Linked DNA regions of Homo sapiens: region 2 is linked to region 1. Evidence: read pairs that join two places in POLR2A ChIA-PET (ENCODE). Cell type or tissue: Panc1. All regions are shown on one strand. Each heading gives the region's core, and the rest is flanking DNA. Links, peaks and the distances in the headings are about the cores only.

Evidence for each region. Peaks named below come from ENCODE experiments on the same cell type or tissue, not always from the same donor. Only the 100,000 strongest peaks of a DNase experiment are listed, where the experiment ranks them.
Region 2: POLR2A ChIA-PET joins it to region 1 with 9 read pairs; 1 of 35 experiments calls an interaction of 5 or more read pairs at or near these places.

The regions. Positions count from the first base shown.
Region 1 is chr2:225,733,553-225,745,503 of GRCh38, forward strand. LOC105373914 (a long non-coding RNA gene) reads right to left here. Exons shown (of 7, transcript XR_007088110.1): 3 at 6,076-6,147; 4 at 2,029-2,084. Among named protein-coding and RNA genes, the nearest start is that of NYAP2, 340 kb to the left of the region's middle. In Panc1, for the core only: no CTCF peak of the experiment used is centred there; a DNase peak (open chromatin) is centred at 2,479; H3K27ac peaks cover 3,614 bases.
Region 2 is chr2:226,737,063-226,749,013 of GRCh38, forward strand. The region is part of intron 1 of IRS1 (insulin receptor substrate 1); the gene reads right to left. Among named protein-coding and RNA genes, the nearest start is that of IRS1, 57 kb to the right of the region's middle. In Panc1, for the core only: no CTCF peak of the experiment used is centred there; no DNase peak of the experiment used is centred there; H3K27ac peaks cover 1,097 bases.

The DNA.
Region 1 (11,951 bases), core at 1,717-9,716:
TTGACAAGGTCTGCCTATTCTATTACTTCTCCCTGAATTCTGTTCCTAGGCCTGTGGTCTGAGCATATGACTGTAGAGAAGCCAGTGTCAGATACCCTGTGGTTGTCGGGGAGCATCTCTTTGCAGGGTCTTAACCCTTCCCCCGGCCTCTCTCCTCTGTGAGGTCCTGCCTCTTTTTAATGGGTATCTTGTGTTAGGCACCTCCCTAGTCTGAACCAGAGCTGCCACTCCACGGGAGGAAGGGATGCTTTAGATCTTGATATGAAAAAGGAAAAGGGGGCAAGAACTCACTGTGACCTTATAGCATGACTTTGATGCAAGGGGTCTTAATGGCAATCAGATCTTTACATAGTGAAGATTAACCTCTTGTTTGCATAGTGCCTGTCTCTTGTTAGGTGTTTCCCTGCCTTGCTTTGCACTGCATCATAGAAGAAATGTTTGCTATTGCCTTAGCCTGGATGGAGTGAGGGTCTGTGTTCAGCATAGAACGGGATAAAACCTACCTGCTCTACTACACAATCAGAACAATTACCATTTGTTCTTTGATCCCTGAGGTTTCCTTGGCTTGGTGGGGGATGGGGGTCTACACAAACATTTGCCTGAGACACTTTGAGAAAATACTCTGCTTATTTTATTAGGTATGAAGATCAAGGGTATATTGATCATCAAACAATTTAAACCCTTTGGTTTAGCAAATATGGTTTTTGTTTCTACACTAGCGTGTTTATACATATATTCCTCTATGCAAATGTATGCTAATATATATACATGCATATATATGTGTGCTTTATATATAAGTGAATATGTGTATGTATGTATGTACATGTATACCTACCTATTTATCTATCTACCATGCAAAGATAGGTCCTGAAGTTTGGGACCTATCTTTGCATGATGGATAGATAAATAGATAGGTACACATGTACATACATACATACATACATACACATACTCGCAGAGTGAAATTGGTCTGTATAGTTATGTAGTGGTAGCAAGGAAAGTCAGGAGTAACTCATAAACTGGTATGAGGAGAAGAGTGAGCCAGAGAAGGACTCTTGGGGGAAAGGAAGAAACCTAGACCAAGATAGGATATCAGAGATTGAGGAAAAAGATGGTTCATGAGAATTTCTCTGCAATGGAATTGGTCAATATAGTTAATTCATTTTGATATCAAATATTCACAATTTGCTTCTTGTTTTGTGCTGAGGCACAGCAACAATTTTCACCACCTCCAACTTTTATTGAGAAGTTTCGCCTGCACTAGCTGCATGAAGAAGATGCCAGCTGGAGCCCAACAGCAGGGAAGACTCAACCAGCAGTGGTGGAGTGGGCAGCAGGTACTCCCTGAGGGTGGAAGGTGGGCCGGATGGAGGCTGGGTACTGCCTCACATGTGAAGGGTCACCCATGTGGCAGATCCAGGCCAGTTAGCCCAATGGTTCTCCACAGGGTATGATTTTGTCCCCCAGGGGACCTCTGGCAATGTCTTGAGACATTTTGGTTGTCTTAATGGAGGACAGGACAACTGGCATCTGGAGGAAGAGGCCAGAGATGTTACTAAACATTCTATAACACACAAGTCAGGCTCCACAACAGAGTTATCCACCTCCAATGTCAATAGCGCTGAGGTTAAGAAACCCTAGGTTAGACATACACATTTTCAATTATAGCAGGATGCAATTTAAATTCCTGGCATTGAACATAGAACTTTAGAAAATGTCCCTTCTCCATGTTCTAAAAGATTCTACATCCTGTGGTTTGAGGAACTCCCCCATCTTTTTTTTTTCCCACTCAGCCCTCCCTTTCTAAACTTCACCGCCCCACTCCACACCTCAAAGAGTGAAGGGGCTAGCTGACATATAACTAAAGCTCTGAAGTGGAAAGAAGGCAATATTTCAGATTGCAAAAAAGGACTTGAGATTAATATTATTAATGAACAATAGTTAAATAGTCTAGCACTTTTGTCAGAGACATATTGTGTGGCTTTGATCTTTTTATATACTTCATGAGTTCTTGATCCAAGTTCTCACCTTGCTTTCCATACATGGGTCTTTATGCAGGATTCATTCCCAGGGGAAGTAGATCTCTGGAGGGCAGAATTCACAGGTCAGGGAGTAGTGATCGTCATGAGCTAAACAGTAAAAGTTCCCTTCGTCTTTCCTCCTTTGATGTACACAGCATTTTTGTCACCCTAGTTCCCTGTCAATTTTGTTATTTTGTCATTTTATTCTTTGAAAATTTTAAAGGTTAAAGCTTATGTTAAAGAACATGAAGTGCATGTTATGATTTTAAATTTAAGACTTTAGGAAAATTAGGTCATCCTGAGAGGTCTGCAAAAGAGCAAATCGTTCAGACGTTTGCATCTGCTCATTTTGAAATATACACACACACAATCTGATACCTTCTCCTTGACAAGTGATGTTCCAAATCAGCAGAAATTCTGCCAAGTAATTCATGGGACAGAGCAGAAGGAGAATATGAGTCATTAAAATATAGGCATAAACTTTAGTCAGACAAACTGATGGGATTGCTGCCAAAGAAAAAAATCTTGCAGTTGGGCCACCCTCGTAGATTTCTCCAACAAACTCAGACAGATAGTGCTGTGTTTAGTGACTAGATTCTATGGCTCTGAATTATAGCACCTATCATTTCATTGTTTCAGAGGAGAACTATTTGAGTGAAAATATTATTTCAATGCAAATAATAGAAGGATAAAGAAAGTGGCACTCATTTCTCTGAAAGTTTTTACCTTGTGTACTGGAAATAAGAAAAGGAGGCATTGAATCTACTTGGGAATCTGAGTCGAGATTCTTAAATCAGGATTTTTAAGCTTTATCATCCATAAAAACCACCTAGACCACATATTAAAGGTGCATATTCCTCCTATGGATTCTGATACAACAGGCATTTTTCACAGGCTCTAAAGGGGTTAATGGTATGTGGATTCCACTTTATAAAAAGGCTGTCAAGTAGGCCAAGGCTGTTGGGCATTGGGAAAATAAGTGGGCATATGATAAAGGCTCAATAAATATTTGTTGAATGAATTCTCTCTAGGTCTTAGAAACATATTATTTTTATTTTTCTTTCATGTGAGCAGATTGCCAACAGGCTTATTTGGGTTTATATTGTTTCAGAGAAACTCAAATTTTCCCCATTTATTTATTGTCTGCTTGTGTTATATGAATTTTAGTTGCTGCTGGCAGAAAACTCAAGTTACATTAACTCTCCCCTTTCTAGTAATTTGGTGATCTGGGGCACTTCTTTTGATCTCCTTTGGCCTTTAAAATTTTAACCTCCTTTGACCTTTAAAGTTTTAAAATTTCTAATCTGGGAAGGTTAATAATTACTTTTCAAAATATCATATAGCACTGAAAAGAAAAAAAAGTACATGAAAAAATGCAGTATGAAGTTCTATACCAATGTTATTTGTTTTGTGTTTTTTAGAAATAAATTGTAAACTGGAACTCAGAATTAAATAATAATAGCAGTGGGGATGAAGTCCTTCTAATCCTTTACTCTAGGAAAATGTTTTCCTTAATGACTGGGAGACAGCTGGGTTCAAAGTGAATGCAAGTTAAATGTCAGTCAATGAGTTGAAGTTGTTCCTTTCCCACCTCATTTTGCTTTGTTGTTTCAAGAATCAGCATTACTGAGGCATTGGTTACTTTCATGTTAGCTCAACTCTAAAGATAGAGGTTGTGCAGGCTCTACTGAGGTCAGTTAACCTCTAACAAGAGAATGGACGGTTTGTTGGATGGAAAAGGCTTGTTAAGACAGTCAGACCACTTCTGAGCCTCCCTATCCCAAAAAGCCCCTATTACAATGCATGCATGTTCACTCACACACACAGGTACACACACACACACACACACACACTCCTCTGTAGCAACATTCCTTTAAATTCTTACCTTATAAAAGATAAGTCAGATGTGCTACTCCAACCTCCCCTCTAACTATATATATGCTATATATGCTGAAAGATAGTTTTTTAAGAGTGTTTCTGAGCAATTAAATCTTGGGAGTGGGGAAGGAAGTGAGGGAAACTAATTCCAAAGCTTTCTTTGTCTTTTCTTTCTGATAAAAGAGGTATAAACATTTCTGGGAAATGAATCATCCTGTCAATGCATGAGAAATGCAAATGCTTCCCTATTTAAACCCAACGTATTAAAATAAAATTAAAGAAGAGGAAGAAAGTATGGCTGTAGAGAAAATGTGGTGGGAATTAATCATACTGGCACAAGTTAGCCATACATTGCACAAAACAAGGCAGATTCCAGGGCAGGTGCTGCCTAGCCTGAAGGGCATCATGACCCACCAGGATCTGGCTCAGCTCAGCCTGTGGTTATTTTCTGTATTAGTCAAGATTTCTTGCAGTCCCAAGCATCAGAAGCACCACTTGAATTAGCTGAGGAAAAGAGAGGATTGCACTGGAAGTTGTCTCCCTGAACATAGGATTCATTCTCATGGATGACCCTTCTCCAAGAGGAAGGGAGCAGGAAAACCACCTCCTAAACCTTGAATCTTTCATCTTCAGTGCCCAAGAGGATACTAGCATGGTAGAGTAGGTCAGATTTGAGATACAGACAAGACCTAAAGTCGCAAGGTCTTGGTGTGTGTGATGGTGAGCACGTGTGTGTGTGTGTGTGCGCGCGTGTGCGTTTGTGTGTCTGTGTGTGTGTCCAGGACAGCAATCTGTGGTGGACACAATGATGTGACCCACTGTCCAGATCCCTCTTCAGGAATGAAAGACTCCTATTCAACTCCTGAGAGCGTTGCTGCCGCCCTCTAATGTAGCCCTTTCTAGAGATTTCTCCCACTGGAGAGACTCACCTCTCCCAAGGTCAAACTTGCTTCCTAGCAAACTAGGCATCTGGTGATTGATTGACAGGAACACAGAAAAGCCTGCTCTTCCCTCTCCAACCTAGGGAAGCTCTGAAAGGTCCCTCTGGCCACTCCTGCTCCCTGCCTGTCCACGGGTGTTGAATCCCAGATAACACCCTAACAAAGCTCTGGTCCAGTGACATCTATCTTTTCCTGGGAAAAGCCACCCAGTGACAACTGAGAAGGAAGACAGAACACAATTCTGTAGATCACTAACCTTTAAGATGCAAAAAGAGGAAAGATATATGCTTATGAAAACAGAGAATCGAGAAGGAGAAGACTGGTTCAGAGAGAGCAGTATTATAAGACAGGGTAGTTTCTACCTGATATGCTCTATTGATTTATTTAGGTGAGTATATTGGCTTAGAGTTAGAGAAGAGCATTTGGTGTAGGGTTTTTGAGGAGCATAGTCAAAGTTTAATGGAATCAAGGGGGCTAATCACTGGAATAAGATAAAAGACTGACAAATGGTGTTGAGGATCCAGATGAGACAGAAAAATCTGATGTATCAGCACAAAACTGTGCAATAATATAATTTACTCCTGCATCACTCAGTTTTCAAGACATAGGAGTGAAGAGGATAACTGAAGGAATGATACATATGTGTGGATTTATTTTAAGGGAGGTGGAGTGGTCACATAAAAATCAGAGGCCAAGAGATTTAAGGCAGTAATTAATATAGAAAATATATATCACATACGTGTGTATATATAGATCATTGTTGATTCTTCTACATCAAGGATATTCACATTATTCATATTTTATCCCCAAGCAATAATTAGAAGGAACTTTGCCACATTTTCTTGACTGTTTTAAGAAGGTATTCATTTGCAATAACGTTTAGATGATTATTAATATAATAATGTTATAATTATGAAGCTATCATTTCATTTGCTTTGCTCTGTGTAAACAGTGATAAATTAAAACACACACAATATAGGTATACAACTATATAAGCAATTAAAATAGAAGGTAGGGATTGAGTCTTCTTTATTGATTGGGAAGACAGAGATTTGCAGCCCATGAAATGTGAAAAATATGCTTTAAATTTACTTTCTGTTGACATGATTTCACTTCCCTTTCTAATAATGCAAGTCATCCTTGGGGTTGGAGGATAGAGAATGAGAAGGGTTAGAGAATAACTGGACTCCTATCTTTGGCTTTCCTAGAAGATTGGTGGGGAATAGTCTTCTTACCTTAGGCCGCTAGGCTTGATCTGCCTTGCGATTCTTGCAAGCAGAGCCCTGATGAAATGCAAGGGTAGCTACCTGCAATAAGACAAATAGATGATGAGAACAGAAGACAAGGGAAACCCACGAGGTTCAGATAAAGTGTACAGTTCCCCTCACCCCTACCACCTTGTGCCTCATGTAACACCAACCACAGTCTTCTATCAACTTTCCTACTTGTTTACCAGTCTGTCTCTACCATTAGTGTAGAAGCTCCTTAGGGCAAGATCTGTGTGTCATTTGTCTTTGTGTCTCCAGAACCTGGTCTAGATCGTGGCTTTTGATGTGTTGTACAAGAAATATAGGCTGAAGGAAGGAACTCAACAGATAAATTTGGCAATTATTTTATAGATGTTGAACTAAAATGTCTCAAAACGTAATCATACTGGAGTAAAATTGCTTATTTTTAAGTTATCAACATTTGTAGTAATTCATTACAGAAAGACTTCACATCCCTGCAATCCAGGGTGAGGAATGAGTTGTATCCTTCCTGCCTGGCACAATGTTTGGTGTTTAGCTCAGCAGAAGGTTATTGCAGCTCCACTCCTTCTTCCATATGCTGGGAAAGCTCCACGCAGTTCATTAGGAAGGGTGGGATGGATCAATGCCAGTATTTAGATTCCCAAACTGTTCTCAATTAGGAAATGACTTCTGTGTTTCCCCCATTCAGGTGCTTTTGATTAGCAAGAAGCACAAATACGCAGTCATACAGATATGTGCTCCCACAGTCAGAACCTACAAAAGCGAATCAAGTGCTTATCTGGCTTACATTTCTATACATTCCTTGACACTCACAGATGCTTCTTGAACCTGGCTGGCCTATCCTTGTGCATGGCTGCCAGGCTCCACAAGGTTAACTAAGGAACGCCCAAGGTTGTTTTCATTTTTATACTGGGGTCATGGCCTATAAGATAGAGACATTCTGCTGAACAGCTATGTGACCTCACTAAGCCTCGGCCTTGCTGTCCCTGGAGTTGCTTTTAGATTGTAGGTGGGAATATTTTCCACCACTAACTAATGTTTATGGATCAATTCTAGGTCTTCAGAAGGGAAAGATATAGATAGAAGATAGATAGATAGATGCATATATATATAAATAGAAAATAGTATCCACAATTGACCCCACGTTGCCCATTGCATTTGGATGCTGAGTTAAGATAAGAGCCTCTGAGAACAATGTGGTGGTGGAGAGGCTTCTCTTGTCCTTTTATCTTCAATATTTCCCCCCTCCGCAGCCAGACAGACTTTCTAAGGTCTGCTCAGCTGATCAGTTTACTCTGCTGCTAAAAGGGCAAGGGCTTCCCATGACTTTTCACATGAAAATTGAAATTCCTGACGTCTTCCACAGGCCCCAGCCTCCCTCCATGGCCCCACCTCACGTCAGCCCCACTGAGTCTAGCCCTAGCCCTCAAACCTGCTATTCTTTTTACATGCTCTTCCCTTTATCGGCTTCCCTCGTCCAGATTTCCAGATGACATCATCTCCTCCTAGCACGGGCTTTAATCTCATCATATAATTCTCCTTTAGAGCATTTTACCCAGGTGTAATTTTTATTAGAATTCTGATTGTTTAATACATATCAAGACACTGCCACAGGCAAGACCCATGCCCGGTTCATTCTGCACTGCACTCCAGTGTCCAGTCCTGTGCCTGACACATCAGTAATGGGTGTGCTGAGCTCAGAAAATGGCCAAGAAAAGCTCCCTCATGCCCACCCTGTGTCTACATATGTGCTTTGGCTGTGCCTTTAACTGCTACCCATCGTTTCTACTAAGCCAAATAGATTTTGAGACAGAGTCTTGCTCTGTCGCCCACACTGGAGGGCTGCAGTGTGATCTCAACTCACTACAACCTCTGCCTCCCGGGCTCAAGCAATTCTCCCATCTCAGCCTCCCAAATAGCTAACATAACAGGCATGCACCATCATGCCCAGCTAATTTTTGTGTTTTTTTTTGTACAGACGAGGTTTTGCCGTGTTGCCCAGGCTGGTCTTGAACTCCTGGGCTCAAGCGATCTGCCCACTTTGGCCTCCCAAAGTGCTGGGACTACAGGTGTCAGCCACCGTGTCTGGCCCAAATAGTCTTTCTTGGAAGAAAATTTGATTATTGTATTTTAAGAAAATCAGTCATGATGATCAGTTATTATTTAAGATCAGTTAAAGAATATGCTATGCCTAAATAATGTACAAATTTACAACCTGGCCCAAAAATGAGTGCCTAGTTTCTTCTGCTACCAAAGCACATGGCATATTTTCTTGATTTGAACTTACTATTCCTGCATAATGGGTGCTGAATAAAATGTGTTACCTATATCAATATCAATATATGCCTTTTTCAGCTTCATTCAGCCAGTATGCCAATAACTATTGCAATAATTATACCAATATACCCTAATCATTAATGTTCTTTAAAAAATCCTGCTTCAATTGTTTTATATTTCCCAGGCAATGCAATCTCTATTACCTCATTCACAGTCATCTGTAAAATAAATACCTTCTATCACTAGGTCCAGTAGATGCAAAACCCTAGAAAAGTTTAAACAAATATTTTGATTTTGTTTACGTATGTGCCACCAGCTGCTTAAGAAAATCTGCACTTGAAATAAACAGAAATTACAGAAGAAATCCATATTGTTAACACCTGGATTTAAACACTCAACAAAAAGCCAGAAAGTAAACACTGCAATATTAAATACAATCAGCTGGGAGGAACCTACTCCCCAGTGGATCTGAGAAATTGTTTAATTTCACATAAAAGGGTCTCTGAATAAGTGGTAGGCAAAGGGAACAGAGTACATGGAAAGGGTAGGCTCCCTGTTGTGGAAATAGCCATCTTCTTTCATCAGAGTGGGTGTTGGTGGATTGTTGGAAAGGTTGGAACTCTCCAAATACACAGAGCTTCTCCTCTGACTACACCCTTCCCAGCTTATAAAGAGGACCATTTGACCACACATTCACTTTCCATTAGCAGGAAGCCCACTTACTAAGTAAAGCCAGCAGCTTAATTCAGATAAACACTTACTGAGAGAGCAGTGAGCGCTGTGCTAAGTATCAGGAATACAGAGATTAGTAAAAGGAGTTACTTCCTACAGGGATCTACAATTTAGTGAGGGCTGAAATACCTGTGAAGGATTGTATAATATTCATAATACATGCTGGAATAGCGGTTAGTGCTAGGACTAGCAGTGGCTTAAAGTAGGAAATAATGGACTCTTGCAGGCTTGGAAAAGACTTCTTAGAAGAAATAAGGGCCCATTTGAGTCTTGGAGAATGCCTAGGAGTTTCTCCAATATTTAGCAGAGGAATGATAAGCTGGCAAATATGAAAGGGGTTGCAAATTCACATTTCAGGCATAGAAAACATCATTGCAAAAACAAAGAGGGGTTCCCAGTATTTCCCTGGAGTCTGAGCTTGCACGCAGGGCCAACTGCTATGTGTGTTGATACCTGTATCTGCAGTTGCTGGACCCAACTACACGAGCACATGGCGCCACCTGGGTTATCTCCTCTATTTACACATATGCTCCATTGTCCTGTTGGATTTTACTTCCAAAACACAGAGTCAAATATAAAACTTTTAAGAATTCCAAAATGGTGAGAGTAAAATATTAAACCAAGTGTAGGGTTTTTCTCAGAGCAGGGCTACTGCACAGGTTCAAGCCTATAAAATCAGCCCTGCACTTAGCTCAATGTCAATTAATACATGATCAACAAACTCTCAGTTTTCCCCTCTACCGCCCCTAAATGTAGTGTTAAATAAGCTTGGGATGTGGAAACACATTTGGATGTTGGGGAGGGGAAAGTGGACAGCAGTGGGATGAAGCTGGTATAAGAGACAGAGCCCAGATCAAGCCAAGTTTTATACCGCATGTTGAATTTGGTGTTTACCCTATAGGTCAAGAGGCATCATGGAATGATTTGAGGCAGGGATGTCACAGATGAAATTTGTAGATTAGGAAATCGAATCCTGTGTTCATGTGGTAGATGGATTTGTTGTCTGAAAAATAGGAGAGGGTAAGCCAGGTTTGAGCACTACAGGTGGAGGAATCTTTTATCTCCCCCTGTGGCTGTAGAGATGATTGCTACCAGTTGGTACCTGCCATCTGTTCTAGTTTTGAATGGACATAACCTATTTCTCACACAAGAGTTAAAGTTCTGGGGGTGGTAGTCCTGGTGGTGATGGTGCCTTTTAAATACAAGATGATTTGTATGATATTTCCTGTTAAATCAAGGTTGCCTTGGCTATTTGAGTGATTACATCAAAATCTTGACTCACGTAAGGGTCTTAGTGAGAGGTGACAGGGTGCTGGCAGTCCTCACAGCCCTCGCTCACTCTCGGCGCCTCCTCTGCCTGGGCTCCCACTTTGGCGGCACTTGAGGAGCCCTTCAGCCCACCACTGCACTGTGGGAGCCCCTTTGTGGGCTGGCCAAGGCCGGAGTCGGCTCCCTCAGCTTGCAGCGAGGTGTGGAGGGAGAGGCGCGAGCGGGAACCAGGGCTGCGCGCGGCGCTTGCTGGCTAGCTGGAGTTCCGGGTGGGCGTGGTCTCGGCGGGCCCCGCACTCGGAGCAGCCGGCGGGCCGGCCCTGCCGGCTGCGGGCTATGAGGGGCTTAGCACCCGGGCCAGCGGCTGCGGATGGGGTACTGGGTCCCCCAGCAGTGCCGGCCCACCGGCGCTTCGCTCGATTTCTCGCAGGGCCTTAGCTGCCTTCCCGCGGGGCATGGCTCGGGACCTGCAGCCCGCCATGCCTGAGCCTCCTACCCCCTCCATGGGCTCCTGTGCGGCCCCAGCCTCCCCGATGAGCGCCGCCCCCTGCTCCACGGCGCCCAGTCCCATCGACCACCCAAGGGCTGAGAAGTGCGGGTGCACTGCAGGGGACTGGCAGGCAGCTCCACCTGCAGCCCTGGTGCGGGATCCACTGGGTGAAGCCAGCTGGGCTCCTGAGTCTGGTGGAGACGTGGAGAACCTTTATGTCTAGTTCGGGGATTGTAAATACACCAATCGGCACTCTGTATCTAGCTCAAGGTTTGTAAACACACCAATCAGCACCCTATGTCTAGCTCAGGGTTTCTGAATGCACCAATGGACACTCTGTATCCAGCTACTCTGGTGGGGACTGGGAGAACCTTTGTGTGGACACTCTGTCTAGCTAATCTGGTGGGGACTTGGAGAACCTTTGTGTCTAGCTCAGGGATTGTAAACGCACCAATCAGCGCCCTGTCAAAACAGACCACTGGGCTCTACCAATCAGCAGGATGTGGGTGGGGCCAGATAAGAGAATAAAAGCAGGCTGCCCGAGCCTGCAGTGGCAATCTGCTCGGGTCCCCTTCCCCACTGTGGAAGCTTTGTTCTTTCGCTCTTTGCAATAAATCTTGCTGCTGCTCCCTCTTTGGGTCCACACCTGCTTTTATGAGCTGTAACACTCACCACAAAGGTCTGCAGCTTCACTGCTAAAGCCAGCGAGACCACGACCCCGGGGGGGAACGAACAACTCCAGACGTGCCGCCTTAAGAGCTGTAACACTCACCGCGAAGGTCCGCAGCTTCACTCCTGAGCCGGGGAGACCATGAACCCCACCAGAAGGAAGAAACTCTAAACACATCCAAACATCAGAAGGAACAAACTCCGGACACGCCGCCTTTAAGAACCGTATCACTCACTGCGAGGGTCCACGGCTTCATTCTTGAAGTCAGTGAGACCAAGAACCCACCAATTCCGGACACATTTGTATGAATTAAACCAAAATTATGTGTTATCATAAGGTAAATGGATTTAGTCTGGTGGTGTTGTGTATTACATAGGGACTACCAGTGTTCACCAATATTCTTGAATGAAGTTAATTATTATA
Region 2 (11,951 bases), core at 1,701-9,700, 1.0 Mb after region 1:
GGTATATCTCCCAGTGTTATCCCTCCCCCCTCCCCCCACCCCACAACAGTCCCCAGAGTGTGATGTTCCCCTTCCTGCATCCATGTGATCTCATTGTTCAATTCCCACCTATGAGTGAGAATATGCGCTGTTTGGTTTTTTGTTCTTGTGATAGTTTACTGAGAATGATGATTTCCAATTTCATCCATGTCCCTACAAAGGACATGAACTCATCATTTTTTATGGCTGCATAGTATTCCATGGTGTATATGTGCCACATTTTCTTAATCCAGTCTATCATTGTTGGACATTTGGGTTGGTTCCTTTTCAACCTCATAAAGCATCTTTTACTCAAGTATTACACTACCTAGTCTTTTACAGGTCCTTGTTTTTCATGCATTCAAAACTTATCTATAAATATCAGTATCTACAGAGTGCATCAAAGGGTATTTAGCAGAGAGTAGATCAGAAATACTTGTTGAATGAGTACGTGGTTGCACTAAATACTAGGAAGTGTAGAAAGCTGGATTCTGTTGGAAGCCCTGCCTTCTAGTAATTCTAGAAAGGAAGGCAAGTTCTGTTCATAAATACATGGCATGTGAAGTAGACATCAGTACATGCCAAGATACATGCATGGGGGCAATAGCTCTAGACACATGGAGGATGGAAAGAATCCTCCCAGCTAGGGGTGTAAGGGGAGCATCTCACTGACACACCTGGCTTGGTTTTGGAAGAAAAAGAATAATGTGGGGATGTGGAAACTGGGATTGTGTCTATGTTGCTTTGGTGTTGCAGTCCCAGAAGATAACACAAGGCTTGCCACGTGGTAGTACTTAATAAATAGGAGTTAAATAAATGAAAAGGAAAAGGACGCTTCCCATTGAGAACATATGACAAGGTCCTACAGGGTGAGATGGTAGCCGTGAGCAGGCTCAAGTAGAGGATGTGGCTTCACTGGACCCCAAGATATCTAAGGAGGGATAGAAGGAATTAAGTCTACAAATGTAGCTTGAGGTAGATGGTGAAGAACCTTGAATGACAAGCTAAGAGGACTTTATCTAATTATAGAGACAACAAGGACATGCTACATTGACATAAGGTCAAGATGTAGCAGTAATAATGCATATCACCTACAAGGATAGTGACAGCTTCCAAAATACACGCAACGTAAGTGTGGACCGATATATTAGGGTGGAGCAAAAGCAATTGCGGTTTTTGCCATAAAATAAATTGCAAAAACCACAATTACTTTTGGACCAACCTCATATCTTTTTCCCTCTGTCTCCTCTTGAAGGGAATGATCATGGCTGGCATCAGTCATCATTCATTACGCAATGGTTTTCTGATAAGTCAAAGTTTACCAAATGATGACTCTAGTTTTAGGAGATTTCTATTTATTTTTAAATATTAACTCTGCCTCTAAAAGACAGGTAAACAAACTGTATTTTTAACTCACTAATAAAGACTTGGCATGACGATCACAATATAAAAACAAACAAAAAAGGAAGCATTCCAAGTTTGCCCCTTTAATTGCCAGAGAAACAGGATTTACTCTGTGTGTCTACAATTGTGGTGTCCACAAATGAAAAGAAAGCCCGTCCCTTCACAAGCCATTGGTATGCTAGGAAACTCCCCACAACAAGCTCCAGATCTCTTATTTACTGTCAAGATTCTCCTGAATGCATATAGGAATGTTCCCACCAGAATTTCTAGATTAGCGCTTAACAGAGCTTCACAGCTCTGGGCCTCTAATTAGGCAGGAAGGCCACACTTTATTAAAGGACTTGTGACAAACAAACAAACTGCCGAACATAAAATGGGGGAGAAAGCAAAGGGCATATGGTATGTTTTTCATTTCATATCTGGCTCTTCTCCAGAAGGGGTGGGTAAACAGCTTAGTACAGGAACACACTGTACCCTCTTTTATCATCACACGTACCAACCTGCACGGATGCATAAGGACAGAGACCCAGGGCCCTGTGAGGAGAGGGAAAAACAGGTGGCTTCACTGGGTGCTGAAATCTGTTGCTTTGGGCCACTTGGAAATGATCTCTGTCATTATCCACAAGTATGTTCAAAGAGCAGGGAATAAAAGGACGTATCAAGTGCATCGACACCTTCCTTCCAAAGTCTTACTTAGCACACTACTTTTCAAAGCCCCTTATCTTAAGTCCTGATCAACACTTGTCTCAAAAGGGAAAGTCTGAAGTTCACACCTGTTTGTCTTTGTACAGGGTGTGTGTATCTGTGTAGGCACATAAAGTTTAGCTACCAAATAATGACATGGACATCCTTCAGTGAGAACTGTCCTTCACAACAGCCAACTTGGGGGCTGCATACTTATTCCAGTCATGCAGCCATTGTTTGCAGCATTTTTGGAATGCCTGCTCAGCCTTGGGCATATTCTTTTGAATAGTCTCTATAGCAGCCAGTCTTAGCCCTCTGAGGACACGTTTGATCTTTGGAGACAGCCAAAAAGCTTTGAGAGCCAAATATGGTGAATAATGGGACTGATTAAGCTGGGTAATTGTTCCCAGCGAGGTATTATCTAAAGCCAAAGAGTTCCGAAACCGAAGTTCCAAAATCAGAGTTGTGTACAACACTTGCTCTGATGAGTTTGTTGGAAAGGAAGTCTCCTCACTTTAGAGACAGACCTCAACATATGCTTAATGAGACTAAAGTTCATCTGTCTGTATCTCCCTAGCTCCACATACTCACAATCAAGCAAGGCTGAACTTGAATAAAGCAACTCACTCAAAAAAGGCAAACATTTGCGTAACTTAATATATTTTTTAAAAAAGAAAAAAGCAATGCCCATACTAGGGTCTTGCAGTCAGTCATTCAATGCAATAAGCATAAATACAATGATAAAGACTGGAATAAGCAGGGGAAAAGCCCGCATAGGCGTACATATGTTTAATACACTTTATATATACACCACTTCAATTGACTGAAGGGAGACAATTGACAGACCAGAGGTAGCAAATATTGCTACAAAGTTTTACAAATGCAAAAATTCATTTGTAACAGGCAGAAACTGGAAACAAAAAGGCAAAACATTTCCTTAAGAGAAGACACTGCAAATATCAAGTGGTGATATTCCTACAATGCATTCTGTCTGGTTACATCATTGGGGAATAACTTCTGAAGGCAGAAATACAATGCACCTGTCACGAGATTTAGTAGCAGGAAATTACATTTTGACAAAATTTCATCACCACATCAGTATCTACTATGTCCTTCTGCGTGTATATTCTTGTAAGATAAAACCCACCTAATCCTGTTGCCAGTAATGAAAAATGTAATTTTTAAAGCATTATCAAATAAGTCAACACTTGAGCAATGCTACTTGACACCTATGGATTATTGCATTATTGCATCTAGTAGGAATTTACATCTTCTGGGTTCTACCCACTTAAACTATGCCTATAATAGCTGAAAAACAAATAAAGACTTTGCTTCCTTTTACATTGTCTCAGCTTACTGATCGTTTTTACTGGGAAAGCAGCTGGAAACAGCACAAGAGTATAAGTGTGATGGAAAGATCTGTACACTCAGCAATGCATTCTTGGTCAGAACAATTGACAAATGTTTTCATCCTGTATTTATATGTTTTGAAACTTCTTGCCAATATGTTAAATCAAGGGCAATATAGTAATAAAAATCTAGTTGGGGCATTGCTAGTCGTTTCTACTTTTACTAGGGAAATAAGAGTAAAATATTTTAAGTTGCTTGGCCACTGTCACATACTAAATTGTTAGAAAGTAACTCTTCCTTATCCAACTGTGCTTTAAAAAAATGACCGTAGTGATGACCTTTTTTCAATAGAGGTCATTGTTTGAAATCTTATATTGTAGATGGAACTAGAAAATTAATATAAATTAATTTCCTCCACTTAAAGAAATGAATCAAAACAGCATATTTCTCTTTCAGTTAACATAAACAGCTGTGTGCTTTTTAAAAAAAAAAGTATCTTGAATATAATACAGAAAATGTATAAAATACAGGAAGATGTAAAGAAGGAATAAACATGACTTATATTCCCCATCACCAGAAAAACCACTACTCAGCTGTGGTTGTAATTTCACAATCTACTTAAAGGATTTGAACTTTTAAAATGCTGCATTTAATGTCCCCTCAAAAAGTCTAAGTAGGAAAGGAAAATACTGTTTTAATCATACTTAGATCTTTCCCATTCTTAAAAATCCATGATGAGAAAAATTTTTGAAATGTTACCCAACTTTTTAAAGCATCCTGGTATTCCATCCCTTTGCCATCATCCCAACGCATTGTATAATATGGGGAGAGTAGGAATTTGAAAGTAGGAAAATCTTCTGGCTCCCTGGCTTTAGTTTCCAAAAGCCTCAGTATTTAAAGGAAGGGCACAGGCAAAATATTTGGAAGAGCCAGGAGAACAGAAGGATTCCTCTCAGGTTAGAAAAGATTCCCTTCATGAGAGCAGAGGGGTCAGTGGGTAGCTCTGTACTTTGCAAGATTCTGACAATGATGCCTGTAACCTCTCTCTATTCTGTCTTCCCACGTCTGTTGATTTCCTATTTCACACAATTACATTAAACTGCATACCCCTCCCTCCTACCACAATTCTTCAGTTACCTCACTGCTGATACACTTAATTTACAGTACCACTAACTGGAAGCAAATCATGTCTTCTAGAATGCTTATTAATAAAGCACCTTACAACACACACATTCAGCATACCTGAATCTGGCAAATGAGCCCAGTAAACACACACACACACACACACACACACACACACACACACACATAACACACACACACATATTATCATCAGTCTCAAATACCTTTATAGTTCTGGTAATAGATGGGTGTTGTTCATTAAAATTCATACCTCCATAAAATCCCACTATAAAATCTCAGATGAATAAAAATGACCACTGACCTATGGATAGACTGTGAAACGCTTATTAAAGGAAGTTCCCAGCTTAAAGCCTTGGTTCTAGCATTTGAGTTAGTAGCACAGAAGGAGGAAGCTGCATTCTCCTGGTCCAGCGCTATTAACTATGGTCATATTGCTGATACAAAAAGAAGAGCTAAATCCAGAGAGCCTCTAAAGTCTGGGACATGGGATAATCTCCCCGTTCTTTACAAGGGACAGCTGGGAAGTATGGGGGCAAGCTGAAGCTTGGAAAAGGAGAAAACTAACCAGTGAATTCTCAATTCTCAACTCTAAGGCCTTCAGATCATAATCACACACATCAAGTGAAGATTGAGCTAAAGTTAGAGGTAAGACCAACATGTTTGCTACTTGGATGTTGAAAGGAGAAAGCCATTTTAGCTAAAGAAAGGAAACCAACTTCTTTTAAAACAGGCCAGGATTGAGCTGGAAAGAACTTGGTTTTGTGGTCTCAAATGGCAAAGGGTAAGCCAACCAGCCAAGCCAGTGCTTTAATGGAGCTGCTTAAATAGCACTTTTGCCTGGTGCAAGTCACATGGGAGAGGGCTGGTGAAAATAACAAGGTTGCTGGCCAGATCTTCCAGTGCGCAGGGTTGCCAAGGAAGAAAATTCAGGGAGAGTTGCCAACATATGAGAGGCCATCTCGCTCCAGTTCCCCTTTTGTCCCAGTGAAAGAGCTTCTGGCAGGGCTGGTGACTTCAGGAGACCACCAATGAAGAAAGGCACACGCATTATGAAAAAAAAAAAAAAGAAGACCGAAAGGCGACCATCAAGCCTGTCAGCTCTGGCAGAGGCTACTGGGCTGAATTCTGTCAGTCTCGTGAATTTCTCCTTCCCCAGCTACCAAAGGCAGAAGGAGATTCCAGAAACTTTTCAGGATGGTTAGGAATTTGTGGAGAAGGCAGACCAAAACAACATTTAGTTCTCAGTAATTAAAAGTATTCTGTCAGTGATATATTAAGGAAATCTGAATAAATATTAATACATCTTTTAAGCCAAAGAATATCCACTTCTGTTATTTCCCATTCTTTTTATTAACAGGAAGCATGCTGATAAAGAAAATGAGGTCAAGACCATAACAGCTCCTCCCCTCAATTGCAAATCAAAATGTTTCCAATCTCCCTTTTACCAATACTATAGTTTGTCCTATGTACATGACAGATTCAAGGTAAAAGGACTTAGGAAAAAAAAACAAAAAAAAAAAGTCCCTCTTCATTTCAAGTCAGACCACACGTACTCTCAGGCAGGAAGATTTAATTTTTTTTTTTTGGAGACAGAGTCTCACTCTGTCACCCAGGCAGGAGTGCAGTGGTGCCATTTCAGCTCACTGCAACCTGCCCCTCCTGGGTTCAAGCAAGTCTCCTGCTTCAGCCTCCCAAGTAGCTGGGATTACAGGTGCACACCACCACACTTGGCTAATTTTTGTATCTTTAGCAAAGACGGGGTTTCACCGTGTTGGCCAGGCTGGTCTCGAACTCCCAACCTCAGGTGATCCACCCGCCTCGGCCTCTCAAAGTGCTGGGATTACAGGTGTGGGCCATCGTGCTCAGCCAGGAAGCTTTAATTTTAACAGAGCTCAACCAAAATAAACCTGTTACGAAAAGACATGAAGGTAATATGACAGAATATTCCCTACTAAGTGAGAATGTCATACGAATGTCTTTCTTCTGCTTTCATGGGCACTATTTCTGCAGCATCCTTTCCCTCACAGAAATTACATTTCAGTTCTGAGGTTTCTATTGTAATTTCACATCACTTTTGGGTTTGGGGTTTTGTTTGTAATGGTCAGATTACAGGATACAGGTTTTATAGGTCTGGCTTTGATACAAACCAGTAGACTTGCATTAAAATCAAAACTTCATTTAGTGTATGGATGGTGAAAATTGTGTGCAAAACTGTTTCTATAATTAGACAAAAGGGAATCAGGCAGAGCCTATTTTCACTGCCTTTGCTTTTTTTGTTAAAAACTAATAGATTTCTCATTCTTTGCCCTCTCCCTGGAGTCAAATTGCTTCAAGAAAGCAAGCGTCTGATTTTACATTTGAGTAACTGTCTGACTACCCAATTGTTTCTCAAGCATCATCAGTTTTTCCATAATAGCCCAGGAATCAGGCACCAAACAAGCATTTGCATAGACAACCCTGGTCTGCAGCGGACTGAGGTAAGAATCATTAACACCACTGACATCACTTTTGGCAGCTGGAGAAGTGGGAAAACCTGTGTTTAATCTATTTCCTACTCACCGCAAGTTTTAGCTAGAGTCCCCGATAATATGGGTTGTGGTTCACTTTATGGAAGAACTTGGTCATGTAAGAAAAATCTACTGAATTGAACAAGCATCTTCCAAAACAACCATGAGGTACCTCAGCTGTGGGGCCATGATCTTCCCATAGGTTTTTCTGATCCTTAAACAGGCCTAACAGAGGACAATGCCACTCCCAATAGTTTCTAATAGGGGCAAGCTCAACCTCAGTAGAAGATTTTCCCTACAACATACATCTAAGGCAGGGGTCCTCAATTCCCAGGCTGTGGACCAGTAGAGATCCATGGCCTGTTAGGAACCGGGCTCCACAGCAAGAGGTGAATGGTGGATGAGCATAAGCACCTGAACTCGGCTTCCTGTCAGATCAGCAGCGGCATTAGATTCTCACAGGAGTGTGAACCCTATCATGAACCGTGTATGCAAGGGATCTATGTTGCACATGCTCTTTATGAGAAAATAATGCCTGATGAAACCATTCATCCCCTCACCCCCAGCCATGGAAAAATTGTCTTCCATGAAACCTGTCACTGGTGCCAAAAAGGTTGGAGACCCCTGATCTAAGGAACGTCTCCAGGAAGCCATCATCTTACAGAAGCAAAAAAGGTTTAGCCTTTGTTTTCCTTTCTGCATTGAGGAGAATATCAGGGGGAAAACGTTGAGAAGAATTTGATCTGGGATTCTTTGAAGCGAACTGTTCTTTAAAAAAAAAAACAAAGTGGTCTAACTATTGAAGAAACACTCCCTCTCTGAAACCAGCTGAAACTGATTATAATACAAGTATATGGCAGCATATTTCAAATGTATTTGACCCACAGTTCTCATTTGCTTTACCTGAAGAATATCTGTTATGGAAATGCAAGTCATAAAGATTTCTGGGCTATGATAGTAATTCTTCAACAAAAGTCAATGTAAAAGGAGCAAGGAAAAGTATACCATTCATCTTAGATTTCAGAAGGCCATACACAGGCAGGAACCATATTAATTAGCTCATGTTAAAGAGAAAGCTATTAACTGTTGCTTACAGTAAAGTAATAATGCAATAAATGTGTGTTTCCCTTGAGTTGCCTCTTTCTGAGTGACAAGTGAGTAACCTGTATGCGATTTTGAATTAAAAAATGTACTTTAGGGAATTCAACCCCAAAAAAGGTTATTTTCAGAATGAAGATGGAACTATTACATGGCTGTCATGCTTTTTAAAGACTGATAATTTTGTTTAAGTCAAAACTTATTTCTGAATTAAAATTTGAAAGGAAACTAAGACAAGTTCCATTATCCCATCTCTCAGTGTTCTTTTCTCTGTGATTTCAGGCAAGTTGCTCACCCTCCAAAATCCCAAATGTTTTCGTCTGTAACACAGGAGAGCATTGCCCATTTCACAGGGTTCTCGTTGAGATTAAATGAGATAATACATGACATTTTCTTATCATTGTGCCTGACACATAATAAGCCCTCAATCATTAGCTCTTAGTGTAACTACTGTTATGAAGAACTAGAAACCCTTGGATCCCACATCTTTTCCTGATACCTGAAAACACACCAGCCAAAAACACTGTGGTGGAACTAGCAAGCAAGGATGAATCCACCAACCAAATGCCAGGCAAGGACTGAATCAGAAGCCAAAATGAGGATGCATCTTGCGAAGAGAGGACAAAGTTATTTCAGAAAGGAGGAAGGGGAAAATGCCAGAACAAAAAGAAAAAGTAAAAGTAGCAGTAGTAGTAAGGCTAAAGATATGATATGTAATACAACGTTATACAAGGACCTGTCTACCTACACAGGAAAGAGTACAAATTCAATATTGAGACAGTAGCATTCACGTACAAAGGGGAAGATCTCAAATGAATGCTATCTACAGAAACATCAGAAAGGCCACTTTTATTGCTTGAAAAAAATCAGAAGCTTGAAGCCCCCCACTCTTTCTAAGTCTGCTAATGAAAGACTTCTAATACTACTGAAAGTATTTACAAAGAAATCACATGAATATGCTTAAATGGGTGTTCAGTGAGATTCTTATGCATTATTTCTAGGTTCTAAAGCATGTTTATGATTGTTGGGGGTGGGGGCAGGGAATTGGGTGGCTTTTGTTTCCAAATTCTTTTCCCCAATCTCTCATCTGAAGGAACTGAACAGGAGTGTGATCTAGCCAGTCAATGCTGCTTGAGTAACTTGATGAAAAATTGAAATTGCTGCCAGATGCACATCTAATTGTTGGCAGCTGGAAGAGGAGGGAGGGAAATCTCAGAAAGTTAATCTAAAATAATTGATAATGCATCCACTGCTTGCAGCTCTAAGGTCACTGAGGCAGACAATGGTGCAAATTTCTAACTGACTGCCTTGTGTAAAGAGGCAAAATTTTTCCAGTTGACAATGAGGGGTCGACCTTTCACCTACTGACCCCAAAGCTCCTGTTCTTTTGCTTTCATCTTTCAAGTCTTACTTCCACTTTGCTCCTGCCCCTCTCTATTTTCTCCATTATCTGACATTTCAGCCTCTTTCTTTTTAATGTGGAAAAAGCCACTTGCTTAAAAGTTTCCTAGCAGCATTCTTTTTTTTTTTTTTTTTTTTTTGAGACAGAGTCTTGCTCTGTCACCCAGGCTGGGCTGCAGTGGCTTGATCTCAGCTTACTGCAACTTCTGCCTCCCAGGTTGGAGCGATTCTCCTGCCTCAGCCTCCCAAGTAGCTGGGACTACAGGCACGCACCACCATGCCTGGCTAATTTTTGTACTTTTAGTAGAGACGGGGTTTCACCATGTTGGGTAGGTTGGTCTCGAACTCCTGACCTCAGGTGATCCACCTGCCTCTGCCTCCCAAAGTGCTGGGATTGCAGGTGTGAGCCATCATGCCCAGCCCTAACAGCATTCTTAAACGAAACTGCATATCACATTATTGCAGGGTTGAGCTGCTTGTCTGGCTGAGCTAAAAGCACCCCATGGACAGTTGTGCCCCATTCTTAATAAACAGGTAGTGACAACTTTTAGCTAAGGAACCGCCATTAAGAAGTATTTATAGTGACTGTTATGGACTGAAACATGTCTTTCCTTGCAATTTATATGTTGAGATCCTAACCCTCAACATGATGGTATTAGGAGGTGGTGCCTTTGGTAGGTAATTAAGTCATGAGGGTGGAGCCCTCATGGGTGGGATAAGTGCCCTTATGATGAAACATGAGAGCTTGCTTTCTGCTCTCTACCACAGGAGGCTACAATAAGAAGACGGCCATCGTAAACCAGGAAGAGGGCACACCAAACCAGGGTCTGTGGTGCCTTGTTCTTGGACTTACCCGCCTCCAGAACTGTGAGAAATAAATGTGTGTTGTTTAAGCCACCATCAACTCAATTTTGTAATAACAGCCCAAACTAAGACAGAGACTCTGAGGGGACTACAGTCCCAAGGGAAATAAATGGGGTCACCTTCAGACCCATGGAAGGGCCAGACAGAAGCCATCCATCTGGCCTTTGGCAGAAACACGCTCATGAGGCTCAACCAATTTCTCTTTGCAGACACCCTCCAGTCTCCAAGCATTTCACTAAATCTCTAGGGTAATGGTTCTCAATTTGTGTGGGTGAAAAAACTTTGCCCCACAGGGAACATCTGGCAATGTCTGCAGGTATTTCTGCTTGTCACAACCAGGAAAGGGGTTGGGGAGGAGAGATGCTACTGGCTTCTAATGGGTAAGGGCCTGGAATACTACTAGACACCTTACAACACAGTGGAGAGTCTACTGCAACAAATTAACAGTTTAATAAAATGGAGAAAATACCTGGTTTCACAATCATTTGCAAAGCTCAGGGAGATAATGAGATAAGGCTGCAGTGAACAAGGAGACACATTACTTACGTGACCCATTCATCACGCTCATTGCCCTCAAATCTCTGAGAGTCCAAAAAAAAAAAAAAATCCTCAAGGGCCAGGCATGGTGGCTCACACCTGTAATACCAGCACTTTGAGAGGCCAAGGAGGGCAGATCACATGAGGCCTCAGGAGTTCAAGACCAGCTTGGCCAAATGATGAAACCCCATATCTACTAAAAATACAAAAATTTGTCAGGCATGGTGGTGCACATCTGTAATCCCAGCAACTCAGGAGGCTGAGGCACAAGAATCACTTGAACCCAGGAGGTGGAGGTTGCAGCAAGCTGAGATCTAGCCACTGAACTCCAGCCTGGGAAACAGAGCGAGACTCTGTCTCAAAAAAAAAAAAAAAAAAAAAACCAAACCAAAATGTTAAATATTAGATTCCTTCTGTTCCAGAATTAGTAGACTTTAAAAAATAAATTCACTTTAAAAAATAAATCCACTAAATTTATTCTCTAAGAGGCTATTCCTAAATCAGAACACTGTTTCATAGAGGTTTTCCCTACTTTATAAGATAAATATCCACACCTCGGAAGATAATTTATGATCAAAAAACAAACAAACAAAACAAAACCCAGTAGTCAAATGCAAGACTGAGATACAAATCATAGTTGCTGTTTCTGTGTTTAAAATGTCTTCTCAGGAAGACACTTTTAGGTCTGCTTTCCCAAAACTTAATATTGACAAAAAACAGCAAAGGGGGGATGCTCGGGGCACATATATCATCATCCGTGAGTACACAGGGTTCCAGATTCTAAAAATTAGACAATGAACAGAACAAGTTGATTTCCAGGTGGTTAAATACCAGGGTTTTCAGATTGAACCCTGAGGCAGTGGTAAGAAGAACAGATCCTCCTTAAATATAGCAAAAGGAGCTGCTGCAGGTCCCAGAGTACACCAAGAAAACAACAGCTTCTAT